2 separate regions of the Homo sapiens genome follow, and region 2 is linked to region 1. A link is a loop called in an ENCODE intact Hi-C map of the cell type or tissue named here. Cell type or tissue: dorsolateral prefrontal cortex. All regions are shown on one strand. Links, peaks and the distances in the headings refer to the core of each region. The heading gives the core; the rest is flanking DNA.

Evidence for each region. Hi-C counts contacts between places; a loop is a spot of excess contacts. Peaks named below come from ENCODE experiments on the same cell type or tissue, not always from the same donor. Only the 100,000 strongest peaks of a DNase experiment are listed, where the experiment ranks them.
Region 2: it touches region 1 in a loop (2.2-fold over the local background); 7 of 110 quality-filtered maps call a loop at or near these places.

What each region holds. Positions count from the first base shown.
Region 1 is chr5:168,213,069-168,228,894 of GRCh38, reverse strand. It overlaps TENM2 (teneurin transmembrane protein 2), which reads right to left. Exons shown (of 31, transcript NM_001395460.1): 23 at 13,623-13,855; 24 at 11,973-12,127; 25 at 9,896-10,770; 26 at 2,632-2,807; 27 at 765-1,000. It overlaps LOC124901128 (a long non-coding RNA gene), which reads left to right and starts at 996. Exons shown (of 2, transcript XR_007059038.1): 1 at 996-1,161; 2 at 1,430-2,285. RefSeq lists an enhancer at 454-543. In dorsolateral prefrontal cortex, for the core only: CTCF peaks have their summits at 8,729 and 8,932 (motif pointing right); DNase peaks (open chromatin) are centred at 8,926 and 10,009; H3K4me3 peaks cover 744 bases; H3K27ac peaks cover 371 bases.
Region 2 is chr5:168,039,195-168,055,020 of GRCh38, reverse strand. TENM2 (teneurin transmembrane protein 2) reads right to left here. Exons shown (of 31, transcript NM_001395460.1): 8 at 7,472-7,594. Among named protein-coding and RNA genes, the nearest start is that of TENM2-AS3, 93 kb to the right of the region's middle. RefSeq lists an enhancer at 6,535-7,292 and a silencer at 15,143-15,437. In dorsolateral prefrontal cortex, for the core only: a CTCF peak has its summit at 7,471 (motif pointing right); DNase peaks (open chromatin) are centred at 7,200 and 7,490.

The DNA of each region.
Region 1 (15,826 bases), core at 4,957-12,956:
TAATATAAAATTACATTATATAATAATTATAATAATAATATAATTAATGTTATATATTGGTTTTAAAAAGATGTCACGTGGGGCAAGTTGCCTGGTCTGGGAAAACGAGGGTTGGCTAAAACTCCCCACTGAGGTTCAGTTGTTACTTCCTCTTGGGAAATCTTCCCTGAACCTCTCAGGCTGAGTGGCATCCCTCTGGGATCCCATCAGACCCTGCATGTACCTCTGTCTTTTCACTTAACCTGTGATCATCCTGTGTCTGCATATTTTATCAGACCCTCAATTCCTTGAGTGCAAAGAACATACTTTAAAAGTTTTGTTCTTCCAGCACTTAGCAAATTACTCAGCACATAGTAGGCACGAACACCAATTCATTGGTTGAACTGGCCAGACAGTGAAAACTGAGGAAGAAGAAGACAGCAAGTGTGAAAAGAAGACCAAAGCTGTCTCTAGTTACAGCGTAATGTAAATCCCCATAGCAGGAAATGGCCGCCTTTTTCAGTCCTAGGAAATGGAAATGGAGAACGTTTTTCCCAAGGTATGAGTCCCAAAGGGAGATGGATTCTACCTTCTGAGTGGAGAGTTTGCCTTTTCCAGGGAATAAAGGGGTATTAGAGGCTTTGAAGCTGGGAAACTTTCTCAGCTCTGTGAGGAAAGTGTATATCCCCTCCCACTCTGTGGTAACAGAGAAACTTTCTCAGCTCTGTGAGGAAAGTGTATATCCCCTCCCACTCTGTGGTAACAGATTGGGTGGAACCACTTACCCGGAGCTTCCTGCCAAAGATGGTGACTTTGCCTTTAATCTGTTCCTTTCTTAGGCGCCACTCAATGGAGTTTAAGCCATTCTCCATAGGCAGGGAGATGTTGCAGCGTCCAATGGTGGGGGTGATGGTGCCCGCTAGGACATGGGGCTCGCTGTGGAAGCTGATACCCATCCCATTAGCATACATCACCCTCAGGGTACCATTATTACAGAGCTGGTAGCTGTTCCGAACTTGATCTGGAAAAATGTAAGTGGGGGTGGGGATAGGGAAATAAATTATCCGCTCTATTAGTCAGAAGAGAATAGAACCCCTATTTTTTTTTAATAGGTTTCCATGGTACTTTGCAGCCATTAGTCGAAGGCTGCCTTCAATTAGCACACATACATACCATGTGAAGGTAAGTAGCAGAGATACTACTGATCCACGTAAAGAAAAACATAATATGTGGCACTCCAGAAATAATTATGCCGTGATGTTTCTTTTACTCACTGAAGACTATTAATAGCACGTTTAAACATTTAAAGATGTCTATTGCCTACACAATTTGTGTCAATCAAATTCCCGAAGCTTAACATATATATTTTAGCTTATACCAGGAAAAAAAAAAAAAAAAAGAAAGGCAAATGACTTCAGTTTTCCTCCTTTTGCCTGCCGTCTAACCCAAGGTTGCTGGTCTAGCCACAGGCCAGATCCACTACAAATCAAAGCCCAGGATTCTTTCTTTGAGAAAATGGAGAGAAGAAGTCAACCTTCCCCATCCTCATGCTTTTACTGCCGACTGCACCTGATACCACCCCCACTCAAGAGAACTCTGAAGAGACTCAAATACATCAGGGAGCTGGAGTCAGTGGGTGGGTGCTGATAATGTGTTTATCTTCCCCAGTGGAAACTACACGAGTCAATCAGACGTCTGACCTTTTCCTTTACCGAAAAGTTACGGGAAGGAAATGTGAGTCAGAGACTCCTTTTACAGATACACTGCTTCCTGACTGTCTGGGCAAAGGAGCTGGCCTGGGCTGGCCTCTGAGATGTCAGCTTTTGGGGCAGTGAGCAAGTGTGTACCTGTCGCTCCTGTGACTCCAGCCGTCACACGCAGAAGGACAGAATCTACATCATTAATCATTTGGCAGAGCAGAAATAGAGTCATTGAAACAGGCTCCGCTGTGGGATAATAGTCCAGAAATGTCACCATTTATCTACTGAGAGGACACTTTTATCCTCTGACAACGGGCTAGCCCACCGACATTATATCTTAATTAAAAGAAAAATTAATCGGCACAATTCATTTTCTTGCCAGCCCCAGTGCTTGCCCTGGACTGCAAAACATGTCTAGTAGCAACAATAACCACAGGGTGGGCAGAGACCTTTGAGATCCCAGTCTTGGAGAGAGAATGTTAAAGAGCTCCAGTCCCAGGGCAACCAACTCATCAAACAAATGCTTAAAAGAGAGAATCAGGATGGAACAAGAAAATATGAAGTCTAGTGGTGAGCCAGGAGAATAAATGGCCTTTGAGAAGATAACTATGTGTTTTGGGTTGGTGGGGAGAGGTGGTGATGGAAGGGTAAGAGGTAGGGAGAGAGTATGTGGGGGGCGGGTGGAAATGGACATTTTCAGATAACTATGTAGACAGTTCAAATATCTAGACATTTGGCTGGGTGTAGATGACATTCTGTTCTATCTGATTAAGTCATTTTCTACAAGATTGACCTCTTATAGTTTGCTGTGGACACTTGAATAAAATAGAAAGCTAGGGGTACGCTGGGTCTCTGGAAGTCCTCCCAGGCTGCATAACTCACATGTTGGGCTTGGCTGGGTTCTGGGTCTATGGGTGAGTTTGGGGGTAGGATGGTATGGGTGGAGGCTCACCTTGTACCACTGTGTAGGAGGCCTCTACTGAAGAGAGGTTGGTGATGACAGTGACGTCATCATCACGGTTGGAGTTCTCAATGTCAATGGTAATAGATTTCTCCATTTCCCGGTGCAGACTGGTTACCACCCCCGTGGGGCGCGTCACGTTGGTCAGGCGGCCTTCGTGGTCATAGCTGGGGGGAGATAGATAGATAGATAAACCCTGGTTAGCAGCAGTCATTGGGGCTGACAGTGTTCCCAAGACTCACAGGGCCAGAGAAAGAGCTGGGAAGGTGGGTTGGCTGGGTGGCGCATCTCACTGAGGCCCCTCGTCACAGTCAAAACCCTATTATGCCCGGAGAAACAGCTGTGATGCTTTCTTCTACCCGCTGATATAACTGACTTCAGCTCCTGGAAAACATTTCACCTGGTCTCAGGCTTCCTCTAGTTAGTTAGAGAAAACAGCCACTTGTGAGCTTCTCTTACTTTTCTGTTTCTTTTCTTTTTTTTTTTTTTTTTTGAGATGATGGAGTCTCACTCTGTCCCAGGCTGGAGTGCAGTGGCACAATCTCCGCTCACTGCAACCTCCACCTCCTGGGTTCAAGCAATTCTCCTGCCTCAGCCTCCCGAGCAGCTGGGATTACAGGCATGCACCACGATGCCTGGCCAATTTTTGCATTTTTTGTAGAGATGGGGTTTTGCCATGTTGGCCAATCTGGTCTCGAACTCCTGACCTCAGGTGATCCACCTGCCTTGGCCTCCCAAAGTGCTGGAATTACAGGCGTGAGCCACGCACTTGGCCCTCTCTTGTTTTTTAATTTAGGTCTTCTACAAAGCCATCAAATCAATATTCCCCAAATAGCAGTTTCACCATGTCAGTTCCCTGCTGAACAAACCACACTCTTTTCCCATTGGTTGCTAAATCAAATAAAAATCTCGCATTTGAGACCATCCATGCCCTGAGTCTTCTACTGGAGTCCAACCTTGTCTCACTTGTCATCTCCTAGGCCTCTGGACAATCAGCCTGTGCCAAATGCCACCTGCACAAATTGGCTCAGCATAGAAGGCCTGGCTGCATGGAACCTGTTCTTTGGTCCCCACTAAACCGCCATGGCTCCACTTCCCAAGCAGCCTTCTTAGACAGTTTCCCAATGACTCCCTTACCATCAGCAGTTGTCCTTAGCACCCAAGTAAGTCTAGGGACACCAGTGATCATGCCCTACTGCCTGCAAATGGCCTGACACTGGGGCCTCCTTCTTTATGTATATGTGTCGTCTTTCCTCTTTTCTCACACCGTGGAGTTTTCTCCCCACATCACCTTTAGCAAGAAGCCTTGTTCTAGTTGGGACAGCCTTTCCCCACTTTGGAAGATCCACTGTACTCTGAGAGCTGGGCCCTTCTCACACCCAGGAAAGGAAAGCAGGCTCGTTTCCAGGCCTTTGAGCTCTCCCAGATGAGTTTTGTTACTGGAGGAGGAAGGGGAGGAAGAAGGCGGAGCTATGAAGACATTTTGCTTGGAGGGTAAAAAAGAAGGGAAAGTGGCTCAACTCCTGCGGGTTACTCCCTTTGGACTGGGGAGAGGGAAAAAGCTGGCAGGGTCTGAGGGATGGGAACTGGAGCTTGTGCAGCGCGTGGGGATGGGGGGTCCTCAGAGAAGGATCCCTGTGGGGAGGGCCTGTGAGCGGTGGAAAGGACCGCTGTGGCCTGTTGGATGTTGTCGCTTAGGGCTTAGGATGACAACATCAAAGACAGAGAGCACTCAGGAAATGTTTTTGGAATAAAGAATTGCAGACCTGGCTCAGGCTTTCAGGGATCTGAGAAACTTTGCTTCTGGGAAGAACTAGAAGCAGTGAAGCTCTGCAGAAGTTTGAAAGCTGAGAGTGCAATCACATTAAGCTGTACACCGCGCTGCCTAAAGGTGTTGGGGGAGAGAGGAGGGAGATCTTGGAGCAGGAATGTCTGTGAGCTCAGGATCCACCGCTATCACTCGCCCAGGGCCCCAGGCATGGGGTGGCGCAGACCATGCACTCCCTGGAAAGCCCTGGTGTTGTAATCAGGGATGGGGACTTAGGTCTGCTAAATCAATAGGGCTCCTCTGTGCTTTCTTACCTGCTAAAGAAGCCACCTCTCAGGCAGGGGGACAAAGGTGCTATTTACAATAGTGACAAATTAGAACAACCTAGATGTTCCTTGATGGGAGATTCATTAAATAACTGATGATCTATCCATAAAGTAGAAACCTATGAAGCCATCAGGATCGACAACATGGGTTTCTATTTATTGGCATACACAAATCTACACGTGTTGAGTGGAAGTGTGGGGTACAAAATATACTCCCTTGACAGTAGCTTTTTTTTTCAGGGAGGGGTAAAAAATATCAGTATCTATATGGAGCAGAAATTCTCTGAAAATATAGACATTTAAATGTTAATGGTGGTTTTGCTGTATGGAATTTTGACGAATCTTCATTTTCTTCTTTGCATTTTCCCATAATTTAGAAATTACTTGTAATCAGCCGGGCATGGTGGCTTGTGCCCGTAATCAATCCCAGCACTTTGGGAGGCTGAGGCGGGTGGATCATGAGGTGAGGAGACTGAGACCATCTTGGCCAACATGGTGAAACCCTGTCTCTACTAAAAATACAAAAATTAGCTGGGCGCAGTGCCGTGTGCCTGTAGTCCCAGTGCTCGGGAGACTGAAGCAGGAGAATCGCTTGAACCTGGGAGGCGGAGGCTGCAGTGAGCTGAGATTGTGCCACTGCACTTCAGCCTGGCGACAGAGCAAGACTCCGTCTCAAAAAAAAAAAAAAAAGAAATTACTTGTAATCAATACTTTCATGTTTAATAAACAGAAACAAAAGGTATTTAAAACATCAGAAAACAAAGCAATTCTAAGTATTTGGATACGGGGTGTCTAGTGCGGTACTCAGTAACAGACAGTTTCTCCTCCTGCTGACAAGTACATTCTCTGGGACCAGGGCAAGGATTTTAATTCCAATCCACTGTAGTTTGGGGACACTTACAATGCATAGGCTGCTGAGTTTCCTTATGAGAGAAGTAGTAGGAATTGGAGTTTCTACTTTAGGGAGCAGAGCTTTAGGGTAGGGACTAGAATCTCATGGGCCAAAGGGAGAAAAACAGATTTTCTTTAACTTTTAAGAAGATTCGGCTGCCTCCAGCTCTACTTACTTCCCCCAAGGAACGTCTTCAGATGTAGGTCTTTTTGCAAATGACTGCATGTAGGAGTGAAGCGCTGTAAGTTCCAGCAATGGGATCTCAATGCCAACCCAATGGAACTGGCCCAGCCTTGGCTGGAGTGGGGCTGGAGGCTGCCTTTGAATTATGTAGTCAATAAATATTCATCAAGCACCTGTGATGTGCCAAACACAGTTCAAGGCACTGGAGATACGGCTGGGAAGAAAATGGAGCAAAATTCTTGCACTCATGCTAGCTGAAGAGGGCAAAACTAAACCAAGATAGAAAATAGACAGCATGTCAGATGGTGAGTAATAGGTGCTAAGGACTAAAATAAAGAAGGGAGGGAGTGGAGAAGGAGAGAGTATAGGGAGTAGAGAGTGTAATTTTAAGGACAGTACTGTTCTTTTCAGGAATACAGATGCATCTTCCCTAGTCTGGGAACTTAGCAGGCATGATAGGGTTTCCAAAAGGCATTCTGTATCAGCTCTATTTCTGCCCAGCTCTTCACTTCCCAGGACAAAGAGGAGAGAGAGGCAACTTTTAAAGGGGCCCATTCCAGCCTTCATGAATTGCATGGCAGCTTATTCTGTAAAATCACTCTTGAACCCCACACCATGGGAAGTCAACTTCCATCTTTTCCTTTGATCTGACATTTGCCCCTTCCCCAGTTGCTGGATTGGGAGAAGGAGTTGAACATGACTAAAGAGGCTCTTTATCATTTCTGTCTTCTGGAGGGCCTCTTTTTAAGGGTGATGTGTTTTTCTGCCCCTCTGAGCCCGAAGTTTGCTAAGGCAGACTCTGCTCCTGCAGGGGATGAGAGACCAGCAGGCAGCACTGGGAGGTGGGAAGAGAGCAGGAGAAATGCAAAGTGAGGTATTAAAAAGACCTAATGTGCAAGCTGCATTCTTCAATTCTGCTTTTCCAAAATAAGTCTCTATCTGTCTGACTCTTGTATCCACTCTACAGTTAGTTGAGTGAAACCTGAGGGGTAGGAAGGAGACAGAGGTGTGCTTAATAATTCCTCTCAAATCCCATTAGCCTATACTCTGAGTTAAACTTCTATATGCCAAGCGCTTTGCTAATTTCTAAAAATGTATTATCTCAGTGGATTAGCACAGGGCTCCTGTTGTTAATTTGCATTTTTATCCCCATGTAACAGATGAGACATTGAGGCTCAGAGAGGTTAAATAACGTGTCCAACGTCAATCAGTAAGCATGTGGCAGAGATGGACTCCACACCCCTGTCATCCTGGTCCTAAGACCTAGGAGCTTTCTGGTATAAGATGCTGCCTTTTGGGGAAGACTGTGAAAACCTGAGTTCCCTCAGGGATGAAACTAAATCAGGATACTTCTTCTATCAAGACCCAGTGGCCTGCATCTGGGGAAATCTTAATTCCACGGTTGGATGTCCTGGAAGTTTCTGGAACTGGCTGATCATAAAATGGGTCCAGGAAGATTCGATAGTGTTATTTTTTCCTACCCCTTTCTCTCTCCTGCTTCCAGAGTCATTGATAGGCTGGTCTTATTGAGTTACATCTTCCCAAAAATTCAGGGACAGTTCCCATGTGGAGTCTGAAGGTGGAGTTACAAATTCCATTCATAGCCCTGCTTTACAACGCTAGTGTGCAATGCAAAGAACGCTGGGCTTGGAGATCTGGATTCCAGTCCTGCTTCACTACCAACTCCCTGTGTGGTCTTAGGGGAGTCACTTCGATTCTCTGAGCCTCAGTTTCTTTATCAATAAAATGGGGATAATCAAATCCATATTTAGACAGTCACTGTGACAACACGGCAGATAAATGGCTTCTGTACCTCATGTTCTATGCAGAAAAAAAAGATATGGCCACTCTTCTCACCTATAGGGGGATTTGTACTCTGCCCCCTGTAACAGAGTGGGAAGAGAGGAATCCCCCTAAGGAAGCTCTCACTGAAGGACAAATCATTTTCTTTCTTTCTTTTTCTTTTTTTTTTTTGAGACAGAGTGTTGCTCTGTCGCCCAGGCTGGAGTACAGCTGCGTGATCTCAACTCACTGCAACCTCCACCTCCTGAGTTCAAGTGATTTTCATGCCTTTGCCTCCTAAGTAGCTGAGACTATAAGTATGCACCACCATACTTGGCTAACTTTTGTATTTTCAGTAGAGATGAGGTTTTTCCATGTTGGCCAGGCTGGTCTCAAACTGCTGGCCTCCAGTGATCCTCCTGCCTTAGCCTCCCAAAGTGCAGAAATTACAGGCATGAGGCATCACTCCCGACCAGGACAGACTTTTCTAGTAGCCTCACAGCCTCTGTGTGGTTTTCTTCATCACCCTTTCTCTAAAGTTTTGGCTAAGGCTATGCAGTGTTGGTCTTGACCACACTGCCCTGACAGGAGGTGAAGTTATGTCTGATTTTTAAGTTGGCTGTGTGTCTTCCAATTGGCTGATCATGTGCCAAAAGTGCCATAAAACAAAAAGAACTCACCATCTTTTCAGGTAGAAAAGAAAACCCTATACATTTGAACCCCACAATGGAGAATTTGTGATCACTGGATTTATCTACATTATGAAAAAAAGGGCAGCTTATCAAATTAAGATAAAAAAATTCAGTTTCAATGTAACTTCTGAACATTTTAAAACACAATTACGAGTCATGCCTATGTTTTCATTAAACTAGGGACACTTTCTGGAAAATACTTTCCCTTTTAGAGTTCAGATCTGTGGATGCACTTGAACCCAAGCTTCTTTATGACAGTCTGTAAACCAGGCCCAGTTCAGGCTGGCCTCCCTGAGAGGGATGTTTTTTCCCCCTCTTTCAGGAGAGCCAACAAATTGTTTCTGAAATGCATTAGGTCTTTGGTTGAAACTGTCAGAAAGGAAGATGAAAATCTCGGAGGTGTTTGGGTGAGTGTATAGCTTCAGCCTAATTCGGTATGAGAGCCAAGGACAGCACTCGGATGGTACCCTCGAGGGCAGAATCACTGGCTGGTAAAGTTTGATCAAAACTACAGTGTCCTGAAGGGTATTAAGATGCTTCAGAAATCTCAAGCATCGTTAAGGTGCTTGAGAAAGAGTTGCCCAAAGAAGAAAGTCAGAACCAGGGGAAGCAATTCTTCTGCAATGCACTAAATATCCAGCAGGTGGCAACAGCTTCCTTTTACATTCTCCCAAGACCATTGGCATACAAACAGGAAGTAAACATTGCCGGGTTTAGGAATGATCAACAATGAGGTTTTCTGTTCTCCCTCTTGTCCCCCGCTTTTTTTTTTTTTTTTTTTTTTTTTGCTGTGCCAACTCTCCCTAACTTAACTACATTCTGAGCTAGCAGCAGCATCCAGACAAAACACAAGCAAGGACTCCAAGTACACAGGGGTTAACACACTCCTTCATCACCTAGGAGAGCCAGATATTTATAAATTCTGCTCCAGTCTCAGCCAGCCACTGGGAGAATCATGCCTAGTAACTTCCTCCAACCAGCATCCCACCATTAGTACCTACAGCAGCAGACACTTTGACCAAGAACTGCCTGCAGGAGCTAGGAAAAACAGCTTTTTGCAAAACAAGCGTCAGGACTATTAAGTATGAGATAATTGTTAGGGGAAATATGACCAGCTCTCGCATCTTTTAATATACCTAATGCTTTATCTGTATCGATCTGCTTCTGCTAAGGAGGAAATTCAGAGTTTATCTACCTGTCTGTGCAATCAAGTGTGTTGCTGGACCTATTGGCAAATTACAGGAACCCCACTGGGATCTTGCCTTTTAGATTCTAATTTCCGCACCCATGGCAAACTTGAATAATCAGCAAAGTTAATCAACATTTTACCTCCCAGGTGCTGTGCATGTCCAATATCCTGAAATTTGAACGGCAAGCAGGCAACAGGAATTCCCAACTCTAGTAGGGAGGATGCTCAATATCAGAGATCCATTAGAGCAAATCATTTCAGAGTCAGGGAGAGGGGACATGAATGTCTTGAGGCCATAAGACATCATTAAAGTTAGAAAGACAACGTGACAAAGCAATTTAAAAAGCTACACAAGCGACCCAGTCCTAATGCCAGCTAGGGCAAGGGAAGGGCTCTTCAGAGATGCTTTACAAACCCACTTACTCATAGAAAGTCGTCCATCCTGTTTCATCGCTCTTGGTGGCCAGGAGCCCAGTGTTGCCATCATAGGTCATGAGACCAAGCTCCAGGTTCTGTGTGGACACGACTTTGAGGCCTCCATTGGTGCCCACGGTGAGGGTGATGATCTGGTTGTCAGGCATGAGCAGGTGACGGGGCATGCCACTGCTGTCCCGACGGATCTTCAGGGAATTCCCATTATTGTCAATCAATTCAGTGACATCATTGTCAGTACTATATGTGAAATTGTACAAGTACTCCCCTGTCACCAGGCTCACAGTGTATTGGTGGATGCCATCAGCGTTGAAAACATATAACTCCTGCTCTCCGGGGGATGCAGCCTCATACTGGTTGAAGGCATTAAGAACAGGCTTGTTCTTGCTGACCGCCCTGATCCGAATATTTCCAAGGTCTGCAATGTAAATGGTACCATCTGGAGCTACAGCTAAGGATGATGGGGAATTCAAGATGGCATCAGTCGCGTAGGCATCATCTCCTGAATAGCAGTTGCAATTGACATCGTTTTTGCAGTCGCAGTCCGAGGCTGCCCCAGCTAAAAGGCAGATCTCCCCGTTGGTTGTTACCTGGCGTAGACGGTTAATCTTCTTCTCATCTGTCTCAGTGATGTAGAGGACCCCAGTGTGAGAAATGGCAATGGCACTGGCTGACTCCAGGGCAGAGTGAATGGCTAGTTTGCTGAGTGAGTAGTCAATGCCAGGAACTTGGCAGTGCATGGGGCGTCCCGCAATGATGCTGACTTGGTGGTTCTCGGTGATTCGAAGGATGACATTGTTCTCTAGAACATACAAGGAGTTATCCATGGGATTGACAGCAAGGTCTGTTGGCCACTCCAGACGAACCTGTGGATGACGTGGTATCAGATTAAAGAACAGCCTTTAATATGTCCAACGTTTAACCGTACGGCACTTACTGGTTTTATATATCTAGGAAAAAAGACAGCTTTTTAATAACACATTGTATTAGAAATGCTCTTCATTGAACCAGCTGCTCATTGCCCATGATGAGTGGGTGTGATGGAGAAGAAGAGATAATATAATATATATTTTCTACCGTGTCACCTGCCATGACCAGAACAGGCCATCAGCTCTACCTATGATGCTGCTTCTCAGCTCCAGATGGCTGGACCAGCATCAGAGCTGTTACATATGGTTGCACAGGTAGTTCACTGCACAAGAGACCATGCCATCCAGCCCATACTCTGCTCTCCAAGCAGACGCCTACGGAAGCTATGTACATTTAGAGGCGGCACCTGTATCTAATTCACAAAAAGGAGCCATGTGACTTGGAAGATGGCTCTGATCCAAGGGGAGCCAAAGTGCAGGCTCTCCAGCAAACTACAACTTGAGTGTCTGCTTTAAAAAATAAACGGAACCGAACGCATCCTTCCTCTATGGAATTTGAAATAAAAATCTCAGTAGCAAGTTGTCTGTTGTGGAACTTGAGCTGAAATTTATGAGGCTCGCCAAGGGTTGAAAAGGCCGTTATAGAAAGGCTGAACGTATATTCCAGGCTGTCTGAGAACAAATGCTGTATATTTGAGTGAGCCTCTGTTCTCTGCCTCTCTAACAGCCCAAACTAAACACACACTTTGGGTGATATTGTAGAGGGCTCTGCTCTAGTTACTACTGCACAAAGTAAAGGTTTATATAGTGAGGATGCAGTCATTTCAGATTAAAGGGGAAGTTCTGATTGACATATAACACTGTACAGTACATTCTCAAACCTGCAATAATGATGGAGAAGGGAGGTAATTACAGAGCAGCTTCTACCCTGTAATCTGCCACGGCTGGAGTGTGTCACCAGTTCCACTTTTCTCAACAGTTTTCCCTCTCTCTTGCTCTCTCTCTCTCTCTCATACCTATCTGACATTTTCCACTCCATCTTACTGTTTAGCTCATCTCAGGCTTTCTCCAAACAACCCCGTGATCTGTATCTGTATCTCTCCCTCCCATTCCACTTCCAAACCAAACAGGAAACAGGTAAGAACCTCAGGCCAAGGGGCAGGTGTTGCTTAGTGAAGAGAAATAAGAAAGAGTCTCACCTGGGCTACATCCATGCTGGAATCACAGCTCAGCGGCCGGACGGCAGTGAGGTCATTGGAGCCCAGCAGGGTGGAGATGATTCCATTCTGGTCAACCTTCCGGATCATGGTGGCATCGACAAAGTACATGAGCCCATTCTTGTCTACTGCAATACCTGAGCAAGACAAGCGGTGTGGATTTATCTCTTGGAAAGGTGTAGGATTGCGGGGTGGAGGTGGGAGATGAGATGCCTTGCTGAGCACTCTGCTTAGACCAGAGACCTTACTGGAATTGATTAGTACCCTCAGAGCAGTGGTTCTCAGCCTTCTAACGCAAGATCCTTTCCCATGGGCACTGTGCTGGGATTTGTATAGTTCCTAGGGTGCTGGCTATATCACCACCTTCTTCCCTGCAACTGACGAAAGCATGCTCCTTGGACTGCAAATGAACCAAGGCCGCAAATGAATGAAGCAGGAAATAACTTTGCATCTGCTCTCCTTAGAAAAGAAGTTATTTCCTAAGTTCATTACCCTAAACATTATTAGTAGTAAGTTACTTGAATATACTTCACAACCGATTGCAGCAGTAATGCTGAGAAATGATGATTCTTGTAGTTACAAACTCCTAATTCAAGGTGTATGCTTCAGGAAGTATTCCCAGTTAAGCTTGACTCCAATCAGCACTTCAATGCCCCAGGGGGACACTGGGGCCTAGCATTCCCCTGTTGCAGCAGGGCTGGAAAGGCACAGATATGGCTTCTATTTATTTTGTGTCTTTGCCCCAGTGCCCAAGTACAAGGCTTTGCCTCCTTAATCCATGCTGCCCTGCTGCTTTCACAGTAGCTAAAAATGCTAACAGGAATTGGACTCTCAGATGACTGCTCCTTAATGTTAAGTATTTTTAGTCCTTTTCAAATAGAGACCCATGGGTTCCCAGAACTCCTCCATCCTGGACCCCTGGAAATTATACCCATTCTTAATTACTACCATTTATTGGGCATTTACAACATGTGAGGCACTGCACTTTCGACTTCATACACATTTGCTGTCTACCACGGAAGTCTGGGCGTGGCCAGAGGCCCCTCGCTGGGCTTTGTTCTGTCTCCAGCCCACACAGCTGGCACTGTGGCCCATGGAGCCAGGATTTCCTCTGATTCTCCTGACTGGCAGCAGTCAGAAATCTCCAGGCGCAATCCCCTTCACTTTCCACTTGGAGCCTATGTGCATGATAAAGTTTTCTTCAAATAAATAAATAAGGTTTTCTTTTTCTTTTTTGAGACGGAGTCTCGCTCTGTTGCCCAGGCTGGAGTGCAGTGGCGCGATCTCGGCTCACTGCAAGCTCCGCCTCCCGGGTTCACGCCATTCTCCTGCCTCAGCCTCCTGAGTAGCTGGGACTACAGGCGCCCACCGCCACGCCCGGCTAATTTTTTGTAATTTTTAGTAGAGATGGGGTTTCACCATGTTAGCCAGGATAGTCTCCATCTCCTGACCTCATGACTGGTTTTCTTTTTAAACACCCATCCACACACCAAAGCAATCTATCTGAGTTAAATGATTACAGGGAAAGCTGTGTTTTGGACTGCTGGACTTAGTTAAGTTCTGATGAGAAGAAAGCCAAGCTGGTGGCAAAGCTTTATCTGGGGCGGGAGACTCTTCCTTGATGTCCTTTACCTCTCGGGCTCATCAGGGTTGCATCTATGGCCTTCCCTCCATCCCCGCAGCGGGCTTCATCAAAGGGTAGACACTGCTCTCCCGTCCCTGCCACAACTTCCGAATTCCCAGCCAGGTCTTTGGTTCCACTCAGAGACTTGACGCGGTAGATTCTCCTGCTGTTGGTGTCGGACACGTAGAGCGAGCCGGACACGGGGTCCACTGCCAAGTAGTACTTGTGTGCTGGGTTGTTGCTTTAGTAGAAGAAGCACAAAGAGAAATGAGGAGGGGGCTATGGAGCTGGCCTCCTAGATCAAAGGAATGACAAAAATCCTAGCAAGACGCTTACCTTCTCTAGTGTCTTTCCACTTTAGTGAACTGGAAAGAATCTAACATCAAACTCAGTGTTCTAACACATCATGGTTCTTAGCTACTTCTAATTGGACTTATGCTTCTTATGCTATTAGAAAATTCATTTCCCACCATGCTAAACAACTGTTGCTTCATTTAGCCAGTACGAGAGCTCCCACTCCGATCCTGTTTTTGTAAGCAGGATAGTTATTCAAGACCATCTACAGTCCATGTGTGTGCAGTCTCCTTAATTTCCCCTTGAGGGCTTAGTGTATTCTCAAGTGGGATAGAGGAACACTTCCATGTGACAATGTTCTCATTTTAACCTATGCTTCCAGGGTACTAGGCCATTAATACCAGGGTGACCTGGAGTTTTCCTAATTTTATCATGGGAAGCACCCCATAACCGCCCCCAATCTCCAGGCTCAGAGCTTGCTTCTTTACTGCTCTTCAGTGTGGACATGGATAAAGTTGGCATTTAGTGTAAAGAAATGTGGGTATCTTGCTGGTACTGTGTCTGGAATCTGAATTACTGAGACAGGAGATGCACTTTTCAAATCTAGGTAACAGTGAGGTCACAGGCGTGAGCCACGGTCTGCCAGGGCTCCCAGCCACACTAGGGGATTAATACCTTTGTGTGTGTGTGAAGTGTATTAGGAAGGCGTGAGCCTCTGAGACCTGGGCTGCTTCCCCTGCCATGTGTCTGGCTGCCCTGTGTGAGGCTAACTAGGACAGAGTAAGACTTGTAGAAGTGGCTCAGGACTAAAACACAGGAAACTCTAAACTCAATTCTGACCCAGCTGGTGGTGACCTTGGTTAAGTCATTTGACTGTGTCAGGTCTTAGCTTTTTTGCAGGGGCTGGAGGGATTAAATCAATCATACTGGATATTGCTAATGTTCCTTCTGGCTCAAAACCCTGCAGTTCTTCCCTTTGTAGTGCCTGTCACTGGTTTGAGGTTGGGACCAGAATAGGTGCTCATGTTATTCCTATACTGGTTATTACAATCAGCACCTCTAGGATGCAAACAGTAATTGCCTTTCTGCCTCAGTGTGGTAGACTAGGTTTTGAAATGAGCACAGGCCCCCTTTATTTTCCCCTGCTATTTTATTTTATTTTTCTCAGAGACAGGGTCTCATTGGAGAGCAGTGGCACAATTCTAGCTCACTGCAGCCTGAAATCCCTGGGCTGAAGTGGTCCTCCCGCCTCAGCCTCCTGAGTAGTTGAAACTACAGGTGCATGCCACCATGCCTGGCTAATTAAAAACCTTTTTTTTTTTTTGGTAGAGATGGGGTCTCACTATGTTGCCCAGGCTGATCTCAAACTCCTGGCCTCAAGAGATCCTCCTGCCTTGGCTTCCCTAAGTGCTGGGATTATAGGTATAAACCATGCAACCAGCCTTTTCCTATTATTTTTCAATTTTACTTTGGGGTGATGGGAAGACAGGGGCTGGGAGAGGTGGAGGGAAGGTGAGAGAGATGACAGCATTGGATGCATTTGTCCTGTTGACATTAGCTAGTAAATTACTAATTAAAACACCACCATTTGGGGTCTTCTCTGATTTAAGGAAAAAAAAGAAAAGAACTAGGAAGCTATTTTTAGGAACAATCTGGGTGGAGTTGAGATGGTCTTTCATTCCCGTTTCTCTTCAGGTTGCTATTAAGACACATCCCTGAACTAGAAGTCAAAGTTTTTCTGAAATTCCAGCCCAGATAACTAAAGCGTAGACTACCTGGTTTCATTCCTTTCCTTTCCTCTTTTCTTCTTCTTTTTTGGCTATTAAGTCATTAGAGACTATCCATATATGCAAAACAAATTAGGGCAGAAAGGGAAAAATTCATGCCATTTTTTAATTAGATGCTGCACTCTGTTACT
Region 2 (15,826 bases), core at 2,561-10,560, 170 kb after region 1:
TGTCTCCCAGAGTTGGGGCTTCCATGGCAAACCTTTCAGTCTATCCAAGAGCTGCACAATGAAAAGTGTCATGATGATCATTTTGCCCTAAGAAGCACGTGCTTAAGATACAATTGTTCTGGCTAGTTCATCTTTAGCTTAGAGATGAGATTTCTGGGTTTTTAGAGGCAACATTCTAATGATCAATTTTACAGGATAGTCCAACTCTATAACTCCACGGAAGATTGCTCATGTAAATGTGAAACTATTACCTATTTCTGAAATATGTACCTAAAATTTCAACCAGTTAAACACGACTGATGTTGAGCAAAATGACAGCCTTCCATAGCTACATTAGGAGCTAATCATTTCAGAAAATGTTGCCATAATTCATTTACAGAAACAGTGAAACTATTCCCCAAACAAGTGATAAAGGGAATGGACTCATAGTCATACCAGGGAAATGAAGCCTCATATTAATACTTCCTAACTTAACCGAACTCTGGAGGCACCTCAGCATAAATCTGCCTTGCAGATTATTCTGCCTCACATATTTTTATCTATTGCAAATAAAATTGAATTCAGAATATTGCTACAGTCATTACACCTCGTTTCCATTTATTTGGGAATCAGGACAACCATCTGAGGGTTCTGTTTAACCAACAGATAAGTGAAAAGATTCTTCCAAGGACCTTAGATTGACTGCCCAAGAATACAGCTCAGCTGAGACATCAGCAACCCATCAGCCTTCACCCTGCTGCTGGCTGGCTATACTTTAGGAATGCAATTACATCCTGAAAGTCACTGCTTCTGTGATGGTGTTCACAACATCACACAATAATGACTTTTAGAAAATGTTTCAGCTCTTGGGACTACATGTGGCTTTTACATCTTTTGAAATTTCAATTTGTTGCTTTAGATAAAAATAGTCAACTCTTTGCCGCTAGGAACGTTAACAAGTATTTATACCTATGACTCTTCAGATGAACTTGCTCCTGCATTAATATTTAGTTTAGTTTACTATTATTGATAGTAGCTAAAATTTATTGAGTGGCTGCTAATCACCATGTAATCTCCTGATACTCTTACAATTTTTCCTGTTTTTCAGATGAGAGAACTGAGGTTCATGGAAGATAAGTGACTTGCTTAGGGTCACCCAGCTTTTTACTGGTAGATCTATGATCAAAACCCACGTCTGACAGACACTAAAACCCATGTGGCTAACCCCTATGCTGACTGCATTCAGGCCCACAGTCATCCCTTGGTATCCACAGGGTATGGATTCCAGGACCCCTGTGGATACCAAAATCTGTAAATGCTCAAGCTCTTTATATAAAATGGTGTAGTATTTTCACATAACCCATGTATGTCCTCCTCTATAATTCACATTATCTCTAGATTACTTATAATACCTAATACAATGTAGATGCTATGTAAATAGTTGTTATACTATCATTTTTATTTGCATTTTGTGTATTATTATTATTCCAAATATTTTCAATCTGAGGTTGGTTGAATCTGTGGATACCCGTGGGTATGAAGGGCCAACATATCAGAGGTATACCACAGGTACATATTTAGAGATCATAGACCAGATATCTGGGTGTACAAGTCAATTCTGAAAGAGAAGTGTGGCCAGTGAGGATATGGGCAAATGCACAGAAAGGGAAATTGGATCTCATTATTAATGCCCATGTCAAGCCACCATGATGCTATGTACAACAGAAACTATGCAATTTAGAATGGGGCTATGGGTGGCAATCAAAAGCAAAAGTCCACCAGTATAAGTGCATGTAAGTAGTACCCATCTGCAACAATGTAGAACAGCATGGCCTCCTAAATGAGGGGAGTTGTTGGGTTGGTAGTTAGGATGTTGGTATATTTGCCAGTAGACGTGCAGTAAAGGGGTGTTTGGCTCAAACATAATGACCCTTTGCCCTTCTGGGAACTTCACCGACTTTGGAAAAGCCCCATATAGGGAAGTGATCATTTTAAAACCCTGGGCTGTGTTCATTGAGAGGCTGATGAGAGCCAGCGGAAGAATTTACGAACCTCCCTGCTAATCTGGCTCCTAGTACCACGCATTAAGCCAACTAGTAAAAATCATTATGAAGTTTCTGCTGAAAGGGCAAGTGTAGAAAAACATGTTTCTAAACAGAATAACAGTCTTTGCCATTTTTTTCCAACTTGCATACCATCTGGAAATTCTAATTTTTTTTTTCAAAGGGTAGGAAGGAAATGTGCTCCAGGCACAAATAAATGTTTACAGCTGAGTTATAAACCGAGAATGGTAGGGCTTAAAACAGACAGGCTGGCAATGATGGAACTCAAGCTCCAGTGAGACAAATAATGCAGTGTGGAGGGGCCAACTTGGTGTACACATTGGCCCTTTGGAATAGGAAGACCTGCTTCCTACTGACCTCATCAAGCCAATGTTGGGAAGAAATCCTCATCTGGGGTTTGGTTAATTCTTAGAAGGTAAAGGAAAAAGGTGAAGTGGTATTGTCTATCTTCATATTCTGAAGGCCGTCTTCACCTTTGTTTTATTTTATATATATACATATATATGTGTGTATATGTGTGTGTGTATATATATATATACACATACATACACATATATATGTGTGTGTGTGTGGGTGTGTGTATATATGGACACAGAGTCTCGCTCTGTTGCCCAGGCTGGAGTGCAGTGGCATGATCTCAGCTCACTGCAAGCTCCGCCTCCTGGGTTCACGCCATTCTCCTGCCTCAGCCTCCCGAGTAGCTGGGACTACAGGCACCCACCACCCCGCCTGGCTAACTTTTTTTTTGTATTTTTAGTAGAGACGGGGTCTCACCATGTTAGCCAGGATGGTCTTGATCTCCTGAGCTCGTGATCGGCTTCCCAAAGTGCTGGGATTACAGGCATGAGCCACTGCACCTGGCCTATTTTTATATTTTTAAAAATAGGGATGAGGTCTCACTTTGTTGCCCAGGCTGGTCTCGACCTCCTGGCCTTAAGTGATCCTCTCACTTTCGCATCCCAAAGTGTTGGGATTACAGGCGTGAGCCACTGCACCTGGTTGGTCTTCACCTTTGGAAAATATAGCCTCTCAAAAGATGTGACAGGCCATGGAAACTTGTTAAATGGACCAGCTGAGAGATGTAAAGATGACATCAGTTTCAACAACTAAGACTCGTGGATCATTTATTACATGCCTGATGCCACATGCAATGTTTTACAAGGGTCATCTCATTTATGATGGACAGCAAGCTTATGAGGGAGTTGCATTTCACAGATGAGGAACTGGAGGTTGGGAGAGAACAAATGACCCACTTACAGTCATACAGTTGCTAAGTGATGGAGCTGGTGTTTGTATCCACCAGACCAACTCCAAAATCCTATATTATAGTGCATCTTCCAATGCAAAGTTACCAAGAATATATTATAACTAGGGCTTGGTCAAGTAGGAAGAAGTGATGTATTGGGAGTTTGATCTTCCTCTTCTGGACTCCTATAACTTGGATAGTTATAGGAAAAGTTCTAGAAAAGTGGAAATGGGATTGGCAATGATACAGAGTGGCCATCAAACTTTTTATTTTTTTTAAAGGGTCAGATGGTGAATATTTTAGGCTTTTTGGGCCATATAGTCTCTGTTGCACCCACTCAATTCCACCATTTTATTCTGAAAGTAGCCATAGACAACAGGTAATAGTCATGGTGGTGTTCCATTAAAACTTGATTTATAAAAACAGGCAGCTGGCCAGATTTGGTCCATGAGATGTAGTTTGCTGACCCCTGATATAGAGGACAACTTGAATCTAAAATGAGTGATAGGTTTTGAGAATGATCCATGCAATTCTATACTTGATAGTTTATTCTTTCTTAAAATCTGTGCACAAATTGGGTACGTATGATGCGCCCTTTAAAATCTCTTGTATGCTTTCCCTGGGCCTGGCCAATCAAACTGAATTCCCTTATGTTATCTGACCAGGTCAGAATACTGTATTGAATCGTCTTTCTCAAGGCTTATCTAATCCCAGATCTACAGAGAAAGTTCTCCATGCCCTTGTAATGAAGATGTATGAGTTCATTCCTTTTAACATAGAAATACACACAAGATGGTGAGTGATTCTGGCAGACTGTGTGTTCCCTCTTCTTGATGTGAAAGCCAGCAACAATTCATGTTAAGGTTTAATTGAAGGAGAGTGGAAGAAAGAAAAATAAGACTCGAACAACAACAAATGGAAAACGGAAAGGCAAAGACCAAAGAATGTACTCTCCCAACTAATTAATCAAGTGCTTTGTTTCCACCAACATATCAGAGTGTGTAGGCTGCCCTGTCTATTAGACTTGTTCCCAAACCTGAGGAATGTAAATACTCCTAAAGACCAGGTAATGAAATCTCTATCGATGTGCCATCTTAGATGGGACTCACATGCCTGTGTTTTGCTTACATTTAATTTGCTTCTGCTGGATACTTATCCAGTAATTGCTTAATGAGATTATCCTCCTTGGCAATGTGTGGTGTATCTTGGTTAAAACATTGGAGTGAAGGAATATCCTACACCAAAAAAAGGAGGCGGTGTTATTTAATTAACTTATTGCCAATATATCTTGATTGTCTCTTTGAAACACTGGAAAAGAAGTCGATTGGAATTGATTCAGGTTATCTAAATGTATAGAATTGGGGAATGGGGAGCGCGGAGGTCACTGGGTATACAAATTCAAACCCAAGGTCACTTTTGATAAAAGAAATAGGCATGGGTGAGAGAACTGAAAACATTTTAGTCATTTTATAAGCCAAACCTTAAAACCACTTAAGAAGAGATCTGATCTCTTTTTAAGTTTCAAATTTTATTTCATCTCTAAGCAATTTTAAATTCTCACACTTTTTTCTTGAGTATTCTATTGACAAAATTCACTGGACAATGATTTGGCAAACATTTTGTCTGTCTCTGCTGGGCACAGTGGCTCATGCCTGTAATCCCAGCACTTTGGGGGGCCGAGATGGGAGGATTGCCTGAGCTCAGGAGTTTGCAACCAGCCTGGGCAACATGGTGAAACTCCGTCTCCACTAAAATACAAAAAATTAGCCAGGCGTGGTGGCACATGCCTGTAGTCCCAGCCACTCTGGAGGCTGAGGCAGGAGAATTGCTTGAACCGGGGAGGTGGAGGTTGCAGTGAGCCGAGATTGCATCACTGCACTCCAGCCTAGGTGACAGAGTGAGACTCTGTCTCAAACAAAACAAAACAAAAAAACAAAATAACATTTTGTCTGTCACATAACTTATTTGGAAAATATCTGAACTAGTAATGTTATATGACTTCTACAACAACATTTTCAAAAGCATGTTGCACAGGAGGGGAAAAATTCTGGTCTTTCCAAAGACACAATGGAAAGTGTTTCTTCATTTGTTAATTTAGAGACGCATACTCTTGTACTCTTAAGATTTGTTCTATGGGTGTGGGATGCAAAAGCTGGTGGGGAGCAGAGGTAGAAATAGAGGCTTATCACAAATGGGAGGAGTGCTTGATCTTGACCTTAATTTACGGAGGCCAGTAGAGATCACTAATTCCCATTTATGAAGGACACTACTCGAAAAGCATTGGCATATAATTTCAGAATGTATACACATATAAACAATTTCTCTGTGCCCAATGATAGAATATGCATATTCATTTCACATGTGTGTTATGCATTCTTCTGAAGGGATGAGGTGCTGACTTGTAGATTAAAGGACATTTATGGATAAAACGTGACGGAGACCCCATAAAGTGGAGTTTCCAAGGGCAGCACTATTGTCATCTTGAAAGGAGATAATTCTTCATCACAGGGGGCTGTCCTGTGTATTATAGGTTGTTTAACAGCATCTCTGACCCCTATCCACTAGATGCCTGCCATGCCCCTTCCAACTGTGACAATCAAAATAGTCTTTAGACATTGCCAAATGTCCTCTAGGGGTGCAAAAATGCTATGACTAAGAACCATTGCCCTAGATAAAACTGAAGGAGCAGACAGTGTCAAGTACTGGAGGTGACCAGGTTTCAAATCTGAGGTCAATACATTTGGCTCTGGGCTTTTTGGTCAGTTAAGGCAGAACATGGTCAGTTAAGGCAAAATATACTTTTCAGTTTTAGGTCTAGTTTAACTTACCCGATTATGGAAAGCATATAATTTCATCCTCAGATAAAACTTTTTCATGCTTACTTAAAGGTAATTTAGTGTTATGATTATGACAGATGAGTACAGCGATTCTTAAAGACTGGATAAAAAGACAAAAAAGTCATCCTCAAAGCATTAGGACAGCTCTGGGGAGGATAATTGAAGCAGCATTAGCATCTCAGGATGACTAATGTGCACCTCTGGGGGCAGATGAATTCTGGAATCTTCTTTGTGGAAAATGACTGCTTGAAGGAAAGCTCCAACCTCCTGCCCAAAGATGCACAGGGCACAACTCTGAGTCCAAATTTGTACCTATTTGAGTAAGTTTCTATACCTTCTGGTCCTGAGTTTCTCAGAGAGATTTTTCCTTCCTTTAAAGTTGTTAAAGTTATACAATGCTAAGCCTGGCATGCAATAGGTGCCTAATAAATGCTGCTTCCTTTCCCTTCTTTGAAATATCCCTGTAGGGTGTTTCCGAAATGTGGGGGTGAAGTGGCTATAGATGCTAAAAGGCAGAATGGAAATTTGCATGTTGGAGAAATCCTTTAATACAATCTCTCCCTTGCGATTTCCATCCCGAATTAAGCATATCTCACTGCGTGCCAGCCTGGCTAACCATTCCATTGGCTGCTCTGTCTTAATTGCTCCAGTCTCCCCCACCCCCACCCTATGGTTCTGTTTTCTCTCCTCCTTCTTAGCACCTTGTTAGCACCTTTTTTTTTCCCTTCAAGGATACAGTTGCCTGATTGCTTCAATAAACATTTCTATTGTCCCCTTCACTGTTCTGAGAAGAGAAGCTTTGTTGCCGAGTTGTCAAAACTCCTTTCTATTCTCCCCCAAAGCACAGCAGCTCTGAGCCTTTCTCTTTCATGCCAAGCCAGGCAGCTTCCTCCCCAGGGAGGCTGCATGTCTCCTGGGAGAGGGACCCAGTCTGATGGCATGTGCTGCCTGCTGCTCTCTGCCTTCTGATTAGGCAGGACTTTCTCCTGCTGCTGCTGCTGCTGCTGCTGCCACTCCAGCTGCTGCTGTGGCTGCTGTTTCTGCACAGGCCCTGGGATGCTTTCAAGTAGCTCTGGACCATGCCAGTTGCTGCAGATAGCATAGGTATGCACATTGCTCTGAGCAGGCACTGTGCCAGCTCTGAGTGATCCAGCCAAACACAGCTAACAGACAGGAACAGCAAACAGCTTTTAATGGGGGCACCTATGAAAGGCAATGATTTTTCCCCCCGTTTCTTTTTCTTTTGGCATACCTTCCAAGATTTGGATTAGAAAACCTGAACCAGCTGGCGAGAGCTCAGAATTTTCCTGTGACCTCAAGAGGGCAAGCAGCAGCTGTAACCTCACCTTTGCCTCCAGATGGCATTGTTGCCACATCATCGTTTCCTGGTAAGCCGGTCCTTATCCCATTGTTAAAGGTGTGCCCATCTGCAGGCTGGAGTTGCCAATTGAGTCCGAGCAGATGCATTGCTGCAGGAGAGACAAAGTAATGAAAATATGAATAGATAATTCAGCAATGCAAATGTCAAGGGGGAGGGCCAGGTGCCCTTTTCCAAGCGATTGCCTTTTGAGGAAGCTGCGTCAAAAATGGCTTGCCCCAGGCCACAGGGATTAGCTAAATACAGAAAGCAGAGACCTGGGTGGTTAGGTCTCCCCTTCTGGCGCTGCTGCTCACAGTCTCAGGGGGAGAGGATCCCTTACAGTGAGCGGAGGAGGGAGGAGAAAACACAGCCCAGATCTTCCAAACGGTGCCACCATGGAGGGGAAAATGGCCCTTTCGAATCACTGTAAAGAGTGCTGCTCTACCACATCCATCCTTTTCTACACTCTGGACACAGTTGCTTTTAGACTGTTAGTCTAGGGGCATTGACAAGGATTGTTTCCCCAAACTATACACTCACAAGTAAATCAGCTTCAAAGGAGGCTACCCGAATAGTACCTGTTTGCTGGTACCTGTTTGCTGGTACCTGCTCTGAACTATCAGTGCAGCCAGCAGCATCTATAGTGGTACTGGCCCACCTCCCTAACTATTTCAAACTTTTAGAATATTTTTCCTTTCCACTCCTCTTCATGATGAGTGGATACCTTTCAGCACATTGTAGAAAAAGCTTGGGGGGTTGATGGTGGAATGGGGTCCTTTTCTGAAAACATTACTATTCTTTCTGTCTCTGTCGCTCTCACTTTAGCAGAGTATGGAATGAAACAGAGTTCTGAAATACTGCCTGTTCTTTGCTAAGGAACTGAGCACGTCTGAAGAAGTCTTGACTCCCATGGGCACCCCAGGCCTCCAAACAAACTTCTGGTCTTCCTTGTCATCCTGCCTGTGTCAACTCCCCACCATGAGTTTAGCAAACTTAACACAACCCTATCCCTGATGGTTCTTGGTGAGTTTTTTCTACTGAGTGGAATGAAAAGCAAACCCTAAACACCTGTATTCTTTCAAAGCCCTTATCTAAGAGATGCTTCCTTTGAGAATAAGTAAGGAATTTATTCCCCTGCATGTCTCTCATCCAAACGATGTCTGGCATTTCCACTGGACACAGGTTGACACTGTTGCTACATTCCTACCACCGCAGGAGAGAAAGGGCTGTTGACAGGGAGACGTTTGGAGTCTGATGTGGGGATGGGAGAAACAATTATCTGCAGGGAACACAATTAACAATGCTTAGGAAATTGTTCACACAGCAATTAATTCTGCATGCCTACCACCACGTAAAGTCAGACTGCATTCTATTAAGGTTAAAAACCTATCTTCAAACAATACAGCTCAGATTGATGGCCACAGATGAAGGTGGCAAGGTGTCCGTGTGTGTGTGGGTGTGTCTGCTTTTCACTTACACTCTTCTCCATCTTAGAACCATGTTTTCTTTCCTCTAAAGTGAAAGGCCCACTGTTACAACTTCTTGAGATGATAAATAGTAATAAGAGTAAGTGACATTTACTGTACACTTTCCATCAAGGTAACACCTAATTTTCTCCTGCAGTTTGTCCGTTATATGTAGGTCACTCACTTGAAGAGACCAGATTCCATTGCCTCAAATAATGACATATTTTCACTATACAGAGGTCAGGAAATGAGAACTAATCATGGTGGCTTCAAGATAACGATAGCTTCTGATTTGTAATTACCAGGTGAAGGGAGCCAAGGAATTAGCTATTTTAAAATAATTTTTTAAAAAAATGATACTATTGGGTTATTGAAGCTCGCCTTGGGCCAGCTGCAGCTGCACTGGAGGTGCGGTTCTTTCAAGGAGGGTCTTAAGACAGACACTGGCAGGTACTGCAGGTGCCGCTGGAACCCAGGCCTAACAAAGCTTTGATTTCACGTCTATGGAAGGAGTGGTGGGTCCCATCAGGCAAAGATGACAACCTCCCCAACATCCCATCTCAAACTCTTGTCAAAACTGCTCTGCTCTTATAGCACTCAATCTTGCCACTGTAAGGTGCAGAACATATTGCAACCATCAGCTTTGGGAGAAAAGGAAGCAAACAATCCCCTAATGTTACTGAACAGGAAGAGACATCCCTGCAACTGTGTTTCCTCTGTTTCCAAGGATGCCTTCCCTCTTGCCTCCCCTTCCCACCTTTTTCTTTGTTTTGGGTTCCATGGCATCTTTTTATTTTTATTTTTTAAAAGTATCCTGAAAATAAGAAAACTACAGATGAGGTGGAAAGGGTTAGGGTCAGAGTACACCAGTAACTTCTCAGACAACTCCCAGGAGTGAGAAGAAAAATAAGAAAGTGAGATGGAGGTGGAGAAGGGGAAAAGCCAAATCTGCTGAACATGAGACCTGTCCTTCCAAAAGAAGCAATGCAACAAAAATGAAACTCAAGTTTGGGCATATTTTCTGTTGTTGAACTGAACATTAAGTAAATAAGTGAGAATTATATCTGGGGTATAACCACCTTCTCTTGTTTTTTGGGAGCGTCTGAAATAGGTTTTTGTTGGCACTTTTTTTTTTTTTTAATCAGCCATTCTTTCTCTCTCACTTGAGTAAGAAAACGAGATGCTCTCTCTGGCCGGTGGGGAGGGACTAAAGTGTCCTTAGGATAAAGACCCCAGGGAGCTGTGAAGTAAATGAGTTTCCTGACTAATGAGAGCCCTATTTCTTATTCTGCTACTGATTTGCTCTATGGCTTGGGCTGAGAAATCAGTCTCTCAATCAATCTCTCCCTTTACCTTTCATAAAGGTTTCCCTGTACAGGTAGAATAATGGCTCCTTAAGGGCCACAGAGAGGTTACACATCTGCAACCCCCAAAAGATCTGACAGTGTCTTGAATATAAATGGCACTCCATCAATATTTATTAGAATAGATAATGATACACGGGGGGCAGATTTGGGGGGTTGGATTGTAGGATGTTATATGCTTATAAATTAAAAAACACATAATCAGAGGCATAGAAGATGGGATAAAACAGTGCTGGTAGCAATATGGACTAGTTTGCAAAGGGAAGGATATTTTAATCATCAGCATATCAACACCTGCTGCCAATCATTGAACCTTTTCTTTTAGTGCAGTGGCGCTATCTAGGCTCACTGCAAGCTCTGCCTCCTGGGTTCAGGCCATTCTCTTGCCTCACCCTCCCGAGTATCTGGGACTACAGGCGCCCGCATGCTTGGCTAATTTTGTTTTTGTATTTTTAGTAGAGACGGGGTTTCACCGTGTTAGCCAGGATGGTTTTGATCTCCTGACCTCGTGATCCACCCACCTCGGCCTCCCAAAGTGCTGGGATTACAGGCGTGAGCCACCGCGCCCCACCATCATTGAACCTTTTCTATAGCCAGGTACCATAGTAGACATTCTAAAGGCATTATCTTAAGACTCACAGGTAGGTACTATTATCAACCCCATTTCACAGATGAGGAAACTATTGACTGTGAAGTTTGAGAACAGGGATTTCAGAATCAGAAGGAAATTACTGTGGGAGGTGGCTATCTGCTTCATATTTCATAGTGATCTGGTTACAGATTCTATGGGTAATGGAGTCTCAGCAAACCTCTTCTTTGTTTCAAAACTCATAATAATCTCATTGGGGTTGGTGAATGACCACACCCCTTCCCGAGAGGGGTTAGATTTCTTTATACTGTTGAATTCAGCACATACTTTATCACATAGCCATTCTGGGTCTTCAGTGAAGATGACGTGGGCTACAGCCATGGCTGACCAGTGATAGAATACAGCATGTATGAAGACATGAACTGTTACTGTTATAAGCCACTGAGAGTTTGGGATTGTTTGTTACAGCAGCCTGTCTGAGGCTAGCTTGACTGATACTTTCACCTATAAGGAAACTAGGAAATGGCATTTTTATACAGCAAATCTCTGTGCATCCCTTTAGGTTTTATTGGGTTAAGGTCCTTTCTGAAACTCAGCCAGAGAGAATTAGCACATACTTTGGGCCACTATATTTGCTTCTATGAACAACAACAAAAAACAGCACTGTAAATGTGATATCATCATACCTCCAATTTTAATTTACTCTCAGAACCAGACTTAGAAAGCTGAGCTGGATGGGGTGGCTCACGCCTATAATCCCAGTGCTTTGGGAGATTGAGGCAAGAGGATTGCCTGAGGCCAGGTGTTCAAGACCAGCCTGTGTAACATAGGAAGACCCTATCTCTACCAAAAATTTAATTAGTTAAAAAAAAAAAAAGAAAGCTGAGAAACCTCAGAGTAGCCAGAGTTATTGCTGCTTCATCTCAAGATTTCAAATAAATGCTGGTCTCCTCAAGAGATCCTGGATGCACTGGGGTGGTTCCCTCTCCCGCCCCACCTTGAATGCTCTAGCAGTTCATCCCAAAAGGCCTGGTCCAAATCATCTGGGGGTCAAAAGTGAAATGAGTTTGGGAGGCCCTCTCCCTAACATTCCTCCCTCTCACTGACAGCCAAAATGTACAATTCATCATGATCTGACAGGCTCCGCTTCAGAGAGACCCTCGGGCTCCATGGGTCACTAAGGATGGGATGGGGAAGGGCTCTGAGCGGAAACTCATGAAATCCAGGTGGCAGCTGGGAAGCCAGCCACTTAAAACACAATAGGCAGCCAAACTCTGAGAGTATCCCTCCGGCTAATTGGAGAAAACTTTCTTGGCATTCTGAAGGGAACCAAGACAGGATGGTGGGACCACACACAGATCCCCGATTTCAGTAAGGATAATAAACAGACCTACGTGGAGTGAGGGTGTGATATTTTCTTATTGAAGTTGCTGTGTTTTTGTGCCAGGTGGGTTCCAAAGGCAATACTGCAAGGGAGTGACACCCGAGAAAGGGAGCAGGGTTCGTTGCGAGTAACTGAGGATTCTCCAGCAACCACAGGACAGGGAGATTATAGGGCCAGAAAAGTGGCAGCTTGGAATGGGGGTTGTATGAAATAGTAATTAGGGAATGTGTGGGCCCTGCTGGGTGCCACTTAGAACCTTCTGTGTTCATTGGCTGGCAGAGGATCAACCTGACAAGAGAGTCAATCAATATGTCAGCAATACTTCCCAGAGAGCTGCTCAGCCCCTGCTTGTCAAAGAGGGCAAACATGGAGGCCACGGATGCTCTGTGTTTGCCGAGCAGGCCCCCAGGAGCAGGGGGTGTCTTTAAAGATCAGACTTGTCGATACATAACGCGAGGAGGAGATTGGGCTTTCCCTTTGAAAATGGAAGACTGCAGGCCAAGCAGAGCTCAGGGAGCAGGAGGAGAGAGCCATGCCTGCTGGGTCTTGGGGCTCAGCATGCCATCAGATACACAAGGGCCTTAGAGATGATGGCAGAGCTCATTCAGAGACCAGGTAGGATGACAGAAAGGGTTAGGGCTGGGTCTCCGTGCCTCTGCACCAGCCAATTAAGTCAACAATGTCGGGGCTCCTGGGGGAAATATACCAATTCCAAAAGTGCCACTGCTGGGAGGAGAGAACCACAGTGGAATAATCAGGGCTAACATGCACAACTGCTTACCCTGAACTTGCATAGGCAACCTGCAAAGGCCCCTTTGCAATCAGCAGTGAAAATTAACACATGTGAATAAGTCTACTCAATGGTGATGGTGACAATTAACGTTCATTTTGACCATGTGCCAGGTATTGGGCTCATTATTTGCATGCAGCATATATTCATAATTTGCCAGTCAGCACATATTTACTAAACACCCACTGGGTGTCAGATGTGTCCTAGGCACCAGGAGTAAAGCAGTTTTAACAAGACAAAATCCTTGCTGTCATGGAACCTACATTCTAGAGGCAGGTGTAGAAACTAAACACATAAGTGAAAAGCCAGGTTTAGGGTTCAGAGGCACTCGCAGGTGGGGGATGCATTGAAAATTTCTTCCTTTTTTCATTTAATGTAGTCTGGTCAAGGATGGCATTTGTGATAGGTAACATTTGAGCAAAGACATAAAGGAATTGAGAAAGCAGTTTATGCTGACGTCTGGGGAAGAGCACGCCGAAGGGGAGTGGAGTTAGTGAGAAGGAGGAGTGGTGGGTGAAGGGACGGGCAGGGTGAAGGAGTAGTTGCCTTTGAGGAGCTTTGCCTTTTGTTTGGAAGAGAAGGGATGACACTGGATTTTGAAGAAGATGAACGTTTACTTTTTCCCCTTCATTCTCACTGGATTAGGTGGTAATATAATCTACATTTTATAGATAAAGAAATAGGAGCTTAGAGAGGTTAAGAGACTTGCCCAAGACAATTCAGCCAGTAAGTGGGAAATCTGGGATTTAGACCCAGACACATGCAACTTCAGAGTCAGAGTTCTAAATTCCCATACTGTCCTCCTAGAGACTCCATTCAGAGTTCTCACTGGAGGACATCGGCCCTCTGAGGTTTCCAAGTGAACCACTACTTAGACAAGACCGAACAGGACAGGTAGGCTATAGAATCACTTACTTACTAAATATTGTCAAGGCTCACTCATGAATACACACTTCCCTTTGTAAGCAGCCATTAGTCTCTACGAATATGTCCTTGGTTGGCAACTAGTTTGCTATTTAACTTGAACCACCATTGTCAACGTAAAATAAATCTGCTCGGCAACTTCAATTGCCAGTCAGGCCAGTCAACAACATGTTTGGTGTTTTTTCCCTTGTCAGTTTGCTTGTCATCCTTTGGGGATGCAGTTGAGTGCAGTGCCTCTTCCTCAAAGAGGAGGGGGCCCACTGCAATGTATTATTATTTTTAGGAATGCTGTCAGTGCCAAAATTACCTTCAGCCTGAAAGAAGTAATGCAAACAAAACTATGTGGGATAACATTCTTGGAAATGCCTTAAGTCTTAAAAGGAGTTTAAAAATTTAAATCTTAAAGGGTTACCAAAAATCCTTTTCTAACCACCTTGGTGAAGTGATTTCTCCTATTTTTCCCAGACAGTGTTGCAATACACTGAGTGGAATGAATTTTCAAAGCACTGCATGGAAGTTACACCCACAAATCCCTTTAACGGTAATGGGATTTGTGCACCTATCTCCCGAGAATGTTCTGAAAGCTTACTAGCCTCTGTCCGACTTCCAGCTTGCAGCTCCAAATGGTTGCAAGGCTTATGGCTCAGGAATTACAAAGAAGAGGAAAGATGAGAGGCAGATACAATCCCAGAATCGTGGCAAGATCATCAAAATGAGAGGGGGCATTGGAGAAACTCACCTGCATTCACCTCTCTAGAGGAACTCAAATCTTCCAGCTACAGTCCCAAAACTGTCCTCAGCAGGGATTTTGTCTGCTGCCTTCCTACTTCTAGTCCCTCACAAAAGTAGCAAGGCTTTCTGTCCCCTCCTTTGTGTCTGCCATGAGAACAAGGTGATAGTTGCGTGAGGCAGCTCTGGGATCAGGGAGCAGTGTGTTCTTGAGACAAGAAGAATCCACAGGGAAAGACCAGAGAATTAATCTATTCTCATGACAGGCTCAGGATGGTACAGTGAGTGGGAGGTGGTACGAGATTAATCAATTGCTGTGTTTGCAGAAAACAAATGGGGCTCCTGTCAGCTTCAGGATGCGTGGGGCTCCCCGACTGGCAGCGTCCCTCCCCTTGTCTCCTGGAACCCGCTGCTGCAGGTGCACTGCAGGTGGGTGCTGTTGACACTGCGAGTGTGTGGCATCTGGTGTGCCGAGGTGACCTCTAACCACACCCCCTAGCTCTCAGCATCACTGGAAAGATCAATACATAAGAAAGACACATGTGCTCACAGCCACTTTCTTTTCCTTGTGCGGGGTGGCCAGGAATGCACCTGACTGGCAATGCTAGTCAGGCATCCTATTGTCCACCAAGTCAGCTCAGCCTCATGCAGATAAACACAAGCCTGGAGCCATTAGCCGCACAGAGTGTCGTTTCCCACCGCAGACCACCCCGTTCCTGCTGCAATTTTTTTCCTGGTTAAGAAATAAAAGCTTTTCTTTCTCCAAGAAAGGACCCATGTGATCAAAATACCTTTAGAGAATGATAATATCGGTAGGTTTTATTCACCAAATAAATCATGGTCTGGGATTTTAAGAGCTTTTCTGATAACGAAACACATCCCCACAATACACACATCTACACCTAAATGGATCTTTCTCCCCTCCGAGCTTGTCATTCACTGTTGACAACCCAAACAATATTTGTCTTTCTTCAAAGAACGGCAACCAGCAGCCCCGTTAAAGAGGGGCAGATCGGTGAGACCACTGACTACAAAGGAAAGAAGACGCAGGCTGCACGTGGCACGCGGCCACCAGAATCCTAGGAAGCAGACATT